2 separate regions of the Homo sapiens genome follow, and region 1 is linked to region 2. A link is a contact called in ENCODE Hi-C or POLR2A ChIA-PET data. All regions are on one chromosome and are shown on one strand. Each heading gives the region's core, a stretch centred on a gene start or an enhancer-like site at or near the end of the contact. The rest is flanking DNA. Distances are from core to core; before and after follow the strand shown.

Region 1 (5,338 bases), core at 785-3,284, 360 kb before region 2:
GCCCAGGCTGGAATGCAGTGGCATGATTTTGGCTCACTGCAACCTTCACCTCCCGGGTTCAAGCAGTTCTCCTGCCTCGGCCTCCCCGGTAGCTGGGACTACAGGCACGTGCCACCACGCCCGGGTAATTTTTGTATTTTTAGTACAGATGGGGTTTCACCATGTTGGCCAGGCTGGTCTTGAACTCCTGACCTCAAATGATCCACCCACCTCAGCCTTCCAAAGAGCTGGGATTACAGGTGTGAGCCACCGCGCCCAGCTTAATGCATGCACTTCTTTATGAATGCATAACATTACAAGACATAATAGCAGGTCTAAAAATTACCACAATTTTGAAGTAGCAATGAGCGTAAAGCAATAACAGTAATCTGATATAAAAATATCTGTGATTTCTATTGGTGACAAAATAATGGATAAGGTTAATATTACTGTAGTTAGTTGCTTACCGTTATTGAAGGATGTGCTTTCAATTAGGGAGTGTGGAAATAAGGATGAAATCTTTTTCTGAACCAAATAACCCACTGAATTCTATCCATGGACCCCTTGGAAATGCGTGGAACCCAGCAGAAACCCTTCCTAGCAGCAGGGTAGAGAATGCATTGGAGAGCAAGGCTAAGGAAGGGTGACTCAATGTCCTGAGCCCAAGGAGGTATCAACATTCCCAACGGATTTGGATCTGTAACAGAAAGAAGCCACTGGAGCCAGCAGAGAATGGGGCCACTGCTTTCCATACTCAGTGCCCAAACCTTGCTGAAGCACCTGCCAGAGGCCGTGTTGTGGAGCATGGTGCAATGCAGACAGCCTTGTGGAGGAGACAATCTGTAAACCATGACTGCAAAAGATTGATAAATACTGATTATTAATCTACAGCACAGTGTAGGATTGATAAATACTAATTATTAATCTACAGCACAGATTAGAAGGGTGATTAAGCCAGCGTCTAGTAGATTTGGGTTACACTCTCCTTTCTTCAATTTAGAAGCTGTATAACCTCGGGCAAGCTAATCTTTCAGTCTCCTCATCTGTAAAATGGAGTAATAAAAATATTTGTCATGATCAAGGGTTATAGTGATGTAATTCATGTAAAACATGTGGTGCCTGTAGATAATAAATACCGGATAAAGTGTCTCATGGTAGCTTTTGAAGTGAAACCTGGTATCTCATAATCAGGACAGGTGTTAAAAACCCCAGAGTAACAGTCTACAATAATTGAAACTCCTCAGTTAGGAGCTGTGTTAAAGTTGGAACAGAGCAGCATTGGAACATATGGGATGGTAATAATTGTGGAATTCTATTCACTGTTGTTAACTCCATATAAAAAGAAATTAAATCCAGCATGATTTCTGATTCCTGGAAAGTCTCTTTCCCTCCCTTTTCTTTATCTGTGATGTCAGAACGTTCCAAATACTGTATTTCAACATTTCAGGCCTGAAACTGATGGTGCCAGATTAATTGAGTAATAAATAATAAGTATTCAAGTTTTTCCGCTCTGCAAATTTACTTTGGTTATTAAAAAATTTATTCTGCTCTGCAAATTTACTTTGGTTATTAAAAAATTTATTCTGCTCTGCAAATTTACTTTGGTTACAAGCAAAAGTAAGCCACCACATCGACGAGGATGGGATTCGAACCCACGCGTGCAGAGCACAATGGATTAGCAGTCCATCGCCTTAACCACTCGGCCACCTCGTCCCGGTAAGTTACTGTTTCCTGATTGCTATAGGGAGTAATATCAAGGGGCTGTGACGCAATGTTATGGAAGCCGCCATTTTGTACGGAAGCCAAAGTCCAATCACTTCCATAGCAAGCAATCGAAAGAAGATGGCCGCTCCCACGATTGTGGGGGAGGTCTCCACTGGGGAGGGGCAGAGGAAATTCGGTCGAAAAAGAGATAAAGCTGAAGGAAATAAAATTGGCACGGAGTCTGGGAAAGTAGTTTCCCTAAAGGAGTCTTAGAAATAGGGTTGGTCTGGAACCTAAGGGGCGGAGCCGACGCGTAGAGCCGCTTTGCGCGTGCGCATCACCTAGGCGGTTAGATTTGAATACTTCACTGAGGCGAGCCGGGCGTTGTGAGCGGACTGCTAGAGGCGGCTGTCTGTTTCCGCTCTAAGGAAACTCAGAGCGTGTGGACCCCAAACAAGTCTGCGCAAAATTTGTCGAGGAGGTTTGCCGCGGCAGGTAAAGAGAATGACTCTTTCGTTCTGGGCTTCAGGGAAGGCTTCGGGTTTTGTCTGGGCGCCCTGAAGTTCCTGCGGTGGGAGGTAGGGTACGCTCCCTCAGCCTGGCGGCCTCCGTTAGCGCCGGGCCGAGTAGACGCCCCTGCCCCGGGCCGGGCACACTGTGCCCTTTTTCCCCTCCTCGGCCTGTACGTTGTGCCGCCTCCCGCTTCCCTAACACTTCTCCGCCTGCACCTCGGCCCCTCCGGCCACCCGGCTCGGGTTGCTTGTCCGTCGCTCTCTTGGCGTCCTCTTCCGCCCCGCCCTGCCGTCCTCTGTCAGGGCTCGCGGACTCTTCTTGCACCCCTGCCGCTCTTCCCTAGGGACCTCTCGGCTGTTTGTATTTCTCACTTAAGCTTTTTTTGGCTCTAAATGAAGTGACAGCAATGAGTGATTTTAAAATTCTCAGCTCTTCGTGGTTTAAGGTGTCTGCTCGGAGTGCTGGCCGCACGTAACAGATTTTTCGTTTTCTGCAAGTATAATAACCTTAACAAATGAAGTCAATATTAGTACTGCGCAAATTAGTTTTTAAAAATCCTCTTCTGTTCATTATTCCTCAGGATTTAAGCCCTTATTCTTCACGTTTATTTAAATACTCAAGTTTGAGGGAGGAAAAAGTATTGCCGATTGGAATTTTACAGATAGGTTTAATAGGCATTAACAGATAAAGGATGTGGATGAAGACCAAAGCAGAAGCTTATTCCAGTCTAGATATTAAAATTGATGTTTTCACTTCCGTCGAATCCTGTAGATATTTATTGGGTTCCTTATCCTGTGATAGGGCCGGGGACAGATGATTCCCAAACCTAGAGGGGTTTACAAAGGGAAATAACTAATATACACAAATAACTAGAATACAAGACAGAATGTAAAAGATTATAGGACATTCTAAAGTGGTGTGGGAGCACGGAAAAGGGAGAGCTTATTTGATGCTTTTGGTGATGGATTTGTGGAGAAGACCGCATTTGAGGTGGACGTTGGTTGGAGAGATGATTTACAGATGGGAGTTAATATGTGGTAAAATTTTGGTAATTAAAGGTTAGGGTCAAAGCAGTATAATTCTTGACTTTGCGAATGGCTGGAAATCTTTACAAGATGATAAATACATGTAAATTGAATTAAAATGTTTGGAATGGTAGTATTAATGATGTGTTCGATGTTAAATAATAGACTGTAAAAGATACTGACTCTAGATATTGCCAGTAAAGCAGTGCTGTCCAACAGGGCTTCCTGTGAAAATGGTAATGTTTTATATGTGCACTCCAACATACTACCCATTAGCGACATGGGACTATGGAGCACTTGAAATGTCATTATTGTGACCAAAGAACTGATTATTAAATTTTATTTTATTTTCATTAATTTAAATGTAAATAACTACTATATTGGACAGCACAGGTCTAGAGTCTCTGTCATTTCACTCTTATCCTCCTACAATCCCGGAAAATACTAACTCTAGATATCGGTCGTATAAATGTAGGAGTGGGCAAAGAGCCAGATAGTAAATATTTCAGGCTTTGCAGGCTACATGGTCTTTGTCACATATTCTTTGTTTAGTTGTTATTGCTTGCCTTGTTTTCTACAATCCATTAAAAGGGTAAAAAAACACTCTTAGCTCAAAGGCTAATTGGGCTCAGTCGCTGTTTGAGGACCTACGGATTATTTAGAGTAGTGGTTCCCAAATTTTCTTGATGCATGGCACCCTGAGATCAAAGAAATACCTAACAGTCTATTTATTGAGTACAGTGGTTGGGTCCAAACATTAAGTATATATGTCCCAAACTTAGTAGCCATTTAAAAAAATACAGAAATTGAAGGAAAATATGATATTTTAAATTTTATTTATTTATTTATTCTTTTTTGTGAGACGGAGTCTCGCTCTGTCACCCAGGCTGGAGTGCAGTGGTGCTATCTTGGCTCACTGCAGCCTCCGCCTCCTGGGTTCAAATGATTCTCCTGCCTCAGCTTCCGCAGTAACTGGGATTATAGGCACCCGCCACCATGCGCAGCCAATTTTTATATTTTTAAGTAGACACGGGGTTTCACCACGTTGGCCAGGCTGGTCTCGAACTCTTGACCTCGGGATCCGCCTGCCTTGGCCTCCCAAAGTCCTGGGATTACAGGTGTGAGCCACTGTGCCTGGCCAAAATTTTATTATTAAATAATCACACTTACTGATTGGATATCTGTGCCTGTTGGACACTGCACAACTTCTGAAACTTTGGAATCAGTTTATACCCTGTCACCCTCATTTCCTGTAGTACTTTAATAAAAAATACTTGCTTTTGGGCCGGGCACGGTGGCTCACACCTGTAATCCCAGCACTTTGGGAGGCCGAGGCAGGCAGATCACCTGAGATCAGGAGTTTGAGACCAGCCTGACCAACATGCAGAAACTGCGTCTCTACTAAAAATACAAAATTAGCCAAGCGTGGTGGCGCATGCCTGTAATCCCAGCTACTTGGGAGGCTGAGGCAGGAGAATCACTTGAACCTGGGAGGCAGAGGTTGCAGTGAGCCAAGATTGCGCCATTGTACTCCAGCCTGGGCAACAAGAGTGAAACTCCATCTCAAAAAAAAAAAAAAAAAAAAAGGTACTTGCTTTTTATCACAGCAACTGCAAACAGTTTATCTTTACAGTGATGTTATTAAAACTAATGTAATGCAAATGTACTGTTTTGATCTAGTAGTTCACACAGTACCTGACAGGTGTTCAGAACTGCTGTGCATCTCTCAAAATTTTTAAATATCCCAGGACACCATTGTGAGTATGCTGCAGCACCCTTGGGTGCCAGGTACACAGTTTGGAATCAGTAACTTTTTTGTTTTTTTTTCTTTTCGAGACAGAGTCTCACTCACTGTGTTGCCCAGGCCAGAATGCAGTGGTGCCATCTCAGTTCACTGCAATCTCTACCTCCTGGGTTCAGGGGATTCTCCTGCTTCAGCCTCCCAAGTACCTGGGATTACAGGAACACGCTTCCATGCCTAGCTAATTTTTTTGCCCTGCTAATTTTTTTGTAATTTTAGTAGAGACAGAGGTTTCACCATGTTGTCCAGGCTGGTCTTGAACTCCTGGCCTCAAGTGATCCACCCACCTCGGCCTCCCAAAGTGCTGAGATTACAG
Region 2 (5,879 bases), core at 2,749-5,248:
CAGATGTTGTTGGCAAGAATAAGCAAGGAATGGGAACAGGAAAGACATGTTCCCAGGGAGACATTGCAGATCCCCTGGGCCAGCTTCTGTGGAGATTCCTATTTTGAGGGTCAAGGTTGAACTTGTGTTACACAGGACATGGGATATAGCCCTGGCCTTTTCCAAGCAATAGCCTCACTTATTCTACCTATATTTGTGGAGGATCTTCCACATGCCTGGCTTGTGTTGGTTCTCTTGGGCCTTCAACCATGAACCATACTCTGGGGAAGTGCTCAGGTGAGTGAGAGGCAGGACGCAAACGATTCCCAGCAAGGAGGCTCTGGAGCTGGCCCAGCTGCCTTCAGATCCAGGCTCCACTACTTTCTGCCACGTCACCAACAGGGTTTACCTAGCTTTCCTGCATGCTTATCTGTGAAATGATATTTACCTCACAAAGTAGTGAAGAAATGTGTAATTAGAATGGATGATGTAAAGGCGTTTAGCAAATTGCCTGGCACATGTTATACACATAATAAATGAGTGTTTCTGTTGTAAGCACGAGTTGGAAGGGACAGATAAGTAAACTGCAGTGGCGTAAAGTGTTGTGGGAGTGTAGAGGAGGGAGTGTCTGACTCTGCCAGGAGCAAGATCAGGTTATTGAGGACATTGCCAAAAGAGTTATGAAACACTGGGACTTTGGTCAGGGTGGGAGGAGGTCTGAGAACGGGCATCATGAAAATGTTCCCTAAATGTTTCAGGTATGCTATCCATCCCTCCCCCTCCAGAAAACCACTAATGACTCTTTAAAAGTAACTTTTTTTTTTTTTTTTAGACAGGATCTTGCTCTGTTGCCCAGGTTAGAGAGCAGTGGCACAATCATGGCTCACTACAGCCTCGACCTCCTGGGCTCAAGCAACCCTCCTGCCTCGGTCTCCTGAGTAGCTGGGACTACAGGTGCATGTTGCTAAGCCCGGCTAATTTTTAAAAATTTTTTTGTAGAGATGAGGTTTCATTATGTTTCCCAGGCTGGTCTCAAACTCCTGAGCTCAAGTGATCCTCCTGCTTGGCCTCCCAAAGTGCTGAGATTACAGGTGTGAACCACCACGCCCAGCAAAAATTAACTTATTATTATTTAAAAATTACTTTTCATAAAACTTGGAAAATAGAGGAAAGAATTGCTCACAATCCCAACACACTAGTATTTGCTGCCTCCCTATCTTTATTGTTACTGTTTTTAAGTTTTAATCATAGTTCATGTGAAAATTTATATTTTGCATTTTTGCCTTAATATGCAATCATACACATGTTTACTACGTTTTTTTTGTTTGTTTTGTTTGTTTGTTTCCCGAGACAAACTCGTGCTCTGTTGCCCAGGCTGGACTGCAGTGGTGGGATCTTGGCTCACTGCAACCTCTGCCTCCTGGGTTGAAGTAATTCTCCTGCCTCAGCCTCCCGAGTAACTGGGATTTCAGGCACCTGCCACCATGCCCGGCTAATTTTTTTTGTATTTTTAGAAGAGACGGGGTTTCACCATGTTGCCCAGGCTGGTCTCGAACTCCTGAGCTCAGGCAGTCTGCCCACCTTGGCCTCCCATAGTGCTAAGACTACTGGCGTGAGCCACTGCACCCGGCCCAACATACATATTGTTTCTAATGTCTGCACAAATTTAATGGACTATATCATATTTATGTAACTAATTATCTATTGCTGGGTATTTAGGTTGTTTTCTTTGTGTTTGTGTGTGTGTGTATGTGCACATTTTTCTGTCATGTGAATGGTAAATTGACATAATTTCCTTAAACATTTAGCTAATTTTGGATATTTAAGTAGTTTTTCTTCTTTTGTTTTTGCTATAATATGTAAAGGTCGGGCGTGGTGGCTCACGCCTGTAATCTCAGCACTTTGGGAGGCCAAGGTGGGCGGATCACAAAATCAGGAGTTTGAGATCAGCCTGGCCAATATGGCGAAACCTCGTGTCTACTAAAAATACAAAAATTATCCAGGCGTGGTGGCAGGTGCCTGTAGTCCCAGCTACTCGGGAGGCTCAGGCAGGAGAATCGCTTGAACCTGGGAGGCGGAGGTTGCAGTGAGCCGAGATTGTGCCACTGCACTCCAGCCTGGGCAACAGAGAGAGACTCCACCTCAAAAAAAAAAAAAAAAAAAAAAAAAAAAAAAAAAAGTAACAATGCATTGAAAATCTTCAGGCATATGGCTTTTCCCGTATTTTGAATAATTTCCTGAAGGAGTATTGGGTCAAAGGGCAGGGATATTTTGTGATTCTTGACTTGTATCACCAAGCTGCTTTCTCAAAGGGTTGTTTGTGCCAATTCAGATACTTCAGCAATATGTGGATACCAGTTTCCCACTTCCCGGACTACAACCCACAGCTGGTGAGTGGAAAAGAGGACATTCTTCTAAGAAGCTACCAACAAAGGAGGTGCTCATATGAACGAAAGGGGACAGGATAGAAGAGAAGAGGGAGACTGAATGTGGGAAATGGAGAGAAAGCGAAAAAGAAAGGAATAACCAGAAAGGACCATTTGCTGGTAATTTTTTTTTTTTCCTGATTGGAAAAGTAATTCATGCTCCCTGTAAAAATCCAGACTTTTTCATTACTGTTTAAGTTTGATACTGAAAGTCCTCCTCTGGTGCCAGCCTCTGCTAACTGTTTAGGTATATTCTTCCAGATTATTTATTACACGAATACTTTTTGTTTTTAAAGAAATAGCTTTGTACTATACACACTGTTGTGCAAGTTTCCCACTTATATCTGCGACACCTTCGGAATGAATATGTGAAGTGTGAAGATCACGTTTAGTTTAAATATTGAATTAGAATCGAATGAGAAGCCATGTTGCACATTGCCCCTGCCAGCCATCTCCTGGCCAGTTTAGAGAGAAGGCCTTCAGCTGCCTCTGTTTCCCTTTTACAGTCAGTGACATCCCCTGAGGGCAGTCCCTTGCTGCGTATTGGGTCAACCCCCGGCGGCCTGTGGACTCGGCTGGGAGGCCAGAAGCCGAGGGAGAAGACCAGTAGCTGGCCATAGTCTTGTGGGGGCCTCACTGGGCCCTCCTTGCCCGCTGCTCCCGGAACCTTGTGCCTATGGATTAATCATTGCTGCAAAATCTCACGTCCAGGAAGAATTAAACCCATCGCCTTGGGGGCAAGACTAGCCTGGCTTTTGCATCTTTATAGCCTTTCTCCGCAGGTGCAGCCACCACCTCCAAAGTGACTGCCGGTCGGTCCAAGCGCTCTAACAGGCTCTTCCCCGAGCCTACCTGGGCTCGAGGGGTCCCACACCTGGTCCGGGGCGTAGCCCATGTGAGGCCTGCAAGCTCCGGGCGCCTGGCCTACCTAACTCAGCCCCGCAGTCTCTGCAGAACCCCCTGCAGCCCCGTGGCCCAGTTTCTCCATTTGCTCACAATGGCCAACGGCGTGAGGCACTTGAGCGGAATGCGGACGGTGCCTCCGACAGCTTTCCCGCAGTGCATGATCTCAGGAGGGGCCCCAGAGACGGAAGTTTACGACGCCCAGAGCGCTCCTTCTGGACGTGCCCTGGACTCGACTTGGGACTGAGTCTGTGCCGCCTAGGCTGGCAGGGACTCGGCCAGATGCACTAGCGGCAAGGCTGGGCTGACACCGCCTGGGACTCGCTCGCCGTACCTCCAAGGGGCCCAGGTCATGAGGGGGCGGCTGGGGAGACGCCCGCCCGGTGCCCGCCCTGGGCCCGGCGGGTGCCCCCTGCCCGCCGCCTGACGCAATCCGAGGCGCCCTTGCTGCATGCCGGCGCTGGAGAAACCTCCCCTGCCGTTGCATCACTCCTGCCAGGTTTGCCACAGAGGTGGAGCTGAACCAATCAGCGGGCGCGCTGGGCCCGCGGCGCGGTTAAGTGAGAAGCAGAATCCGAAGTTGATTGGCCAAAAGGGGATTTGCCCCACCCCAATCACCGCGGCAGCTGGCCGCGGTGGGCGTGGTCTCCCGGCAAGAAGGTTTAAAGGGCGCCTCCATGGGGGGCGCTCAGCTGGAGCTACCGAGCGGTGCCAGGCCAGGTGTGTGCGTCCGTCGGTCTTTCCGTGCCCACGCCGGAGACCAGCCCCGGAGGCCGCCTGGGCCTATCCCTGTGCCAGGCACCATGAAGCAGGAGTCTGCAGCCCCGAACACCCCGCCCACCTCGCAGTCCCCTACGCCGTCCGCTCAGTTCCCCCGAAACGACGGCGACCCTCAAGCGCTGTGGATTTTCGGGTACGGCTCCCTGGTGTGGAGGCCCGACTTCGCCTACAGCGACAGCCGTGTGGGCTTCGTGCGCGGCTACAGCCGCCGTTTCTGGCAGGGAGACACCTTCCATCGGGGCAGCGACAAGATGGTGAGCATCCAACCGTGCCCAGGGGAGTGAGGGGGTTGGGGGCGGGATACTGGGCGCCAGTGCCCTGGAATGTCCGGGGCTCTCTGGGCCAATAGAAAGAAATGTGTAAACCTGTGTCTGGGGTTTGTGGCTCATTTAAATGTATGTGCCCAGTGCATCACTGTGATGGCTGGAGTCTGTGAACCTGTGGATCCCTGTGTTGATCACCAACTGGGACCACTGACATGTCAGTGTTTCTGGACGTTTCTCCTACATCCGTGCATCGCTCCCCCACCTTCCCCTGCATGAATGGGACTCAGCATGCAGAGTGGGGCACTTGGAGGCCCGGGTCAGCGGGATTGATAAAGGTTTCCTTGCTGATGGCAGAGCTGATTTCTAACTTGTCTATTTCAAAATATTTCTTCCCTCCCTAGCCTGGCCGTGTGGTGACGCTCCTTGAAGATCATGAGGTAAGTGCCCGAATCATGAAGGGGAACCCTGGCCCAGTGTGAAGGGGGACCAGCAGAGAGAGCTCATAGGCTCTTGGCTGCAGGCTAGCTCTGTCTGATGCTTCTCTGGCAGAGTAGAAACGTGTTCTAGCTCAGTGCTTCTCACCAAATCACATGAGGATCTTGTTAGAATGCAGATTTTAGTTCAGTAGCATGAGAATGGGTCCTGAGACACAGCATTCCTAACTAGCTTACAGGTGATGCCACCACATCCTGGACCACACTTTGAGGAGGAATCCTGTCTTCCCTGGTACTAGACCACTTTGTCAACTGTTTTTTTTTTTTGTTGTTGTTGTTGTTGTTTTGTTTGTTTGTTTTTGAGACAGAGTCTTGCTCTGTTGCCCAGGCTGGAGTGCAGTGATGCAATCTTGGCTCACTGCAACATCTGCCTTCCAGATTCAAGCGATTCTCCCACCTCAGCCTCCCGAGTAGCTGGGATTACAGGCATGCGCTACCACACTCAGCTAATTTTTGTATTTTTAGTAGAGACGGAGTTTCACCATATTGGCCAGGCTGGTCTGGAACTCCTGATCTCAAGTGATCTGCCCACCCTCAGCCTCCCAAAATGCTGGGATTACAGGCATGAGCTACTGCACCTGGCCTCAACTATGCCTTTTTTTTTTTTTTTAAGACGGAGTCTTACCCTTGTCACCCAGGCTGAAGTCACTGCAACCTCCACCTCCTGGGTTCAAACGATTCTACTGCCTCACCCTCCCGAGTAGCTGGGTTACAGGCGTACGCCACCATGCCTGGCTAATTTTTGTATTTTTAGTAGAGATGGGGTTTCACCATTTTGGCCAGGCCGGTCTCGAACACCTGACCTGAAGTGATCCACCTGCCTTGGCCTCTCAAAGTGTTGGGATTACAAGCATGAGCCACCACGCCTGGCCTTTCAACTGTTCTTAACAAAGAGAGTACAAGGGCTTGAGGTACTGCCACCAGATGGCTCATCAGCCGACCACAGCCTCCCTTATAGAGCACAGTCCTGGGTGGGGGTGGCATGTTAGGATAGGAGAGGGAGCAGCAAGGAGCTGTCATGACTGACCCCG

Evidence for each region. Hi-C counts contacts between places; a loop is a spot of excess contacts on that map. ChIA-PET counts read pairs that join two places held with the same protein, here RNA polymerase II (POLR2A). Pooled maps may share reads with other maps.
Region 1: a loop to region 2 is called in a map of CD4-positive, alpha-beta T cell, with 2.9 times the contacts of the local background. The contact joins the promoter of KNL1 here to the promoter of CHAC1 in region 2. A Hi-C loop is called at or near these places in 2 of 168 maps with a recorded cell type or tissue (CD4-positive, alpha-beta T cell and naive thymus-derived CD4-positive, alpha-beta T cell) and 10 of 50 pooled maps. POLR2A ChIA-PET finds 5 or more read pairs at or near these places in 4 of 52 experiments (A673, H1, OCI-LY7 and 1 more).

Annotation. Positions count from the first base shown.
Region 1 is chr15:40,592,215-40,597,552 of GRCh38, forward strand. It overlaps KNL1 (kinetochore scaffold 1), which reads left to right and starts at 2,035. Exons shown (of 26, transcript NM_144508.5): 1 at 2,035-2,178. TRS-GCT4-2 (tRNA-Ser (anticodon GCT) 4-2) reads right to left here and starts at 1,692; the gene lies at 1,611-1,692. RefSeq lists a silencer at 1,585-1,634 and enhancers at 1,755-1,974, 2,195-2,514.
Region 2 is chr15:40,949,473-40,955,351 of GRCh38, forward strand. CHAC1 (ChaC glutathione specific gamma-glutamylcyclotransferase 1) reads left to right here and starts at 3,999. Exons shown (of 3, transcript NM_024111.6): 1 at 3,999-4,342; 2 at 4,756-4,791. The coding sequence starts at 4,112. RefSeq lists an enhancer at 3,208-3,801 and a silencer at 3,473-3,732.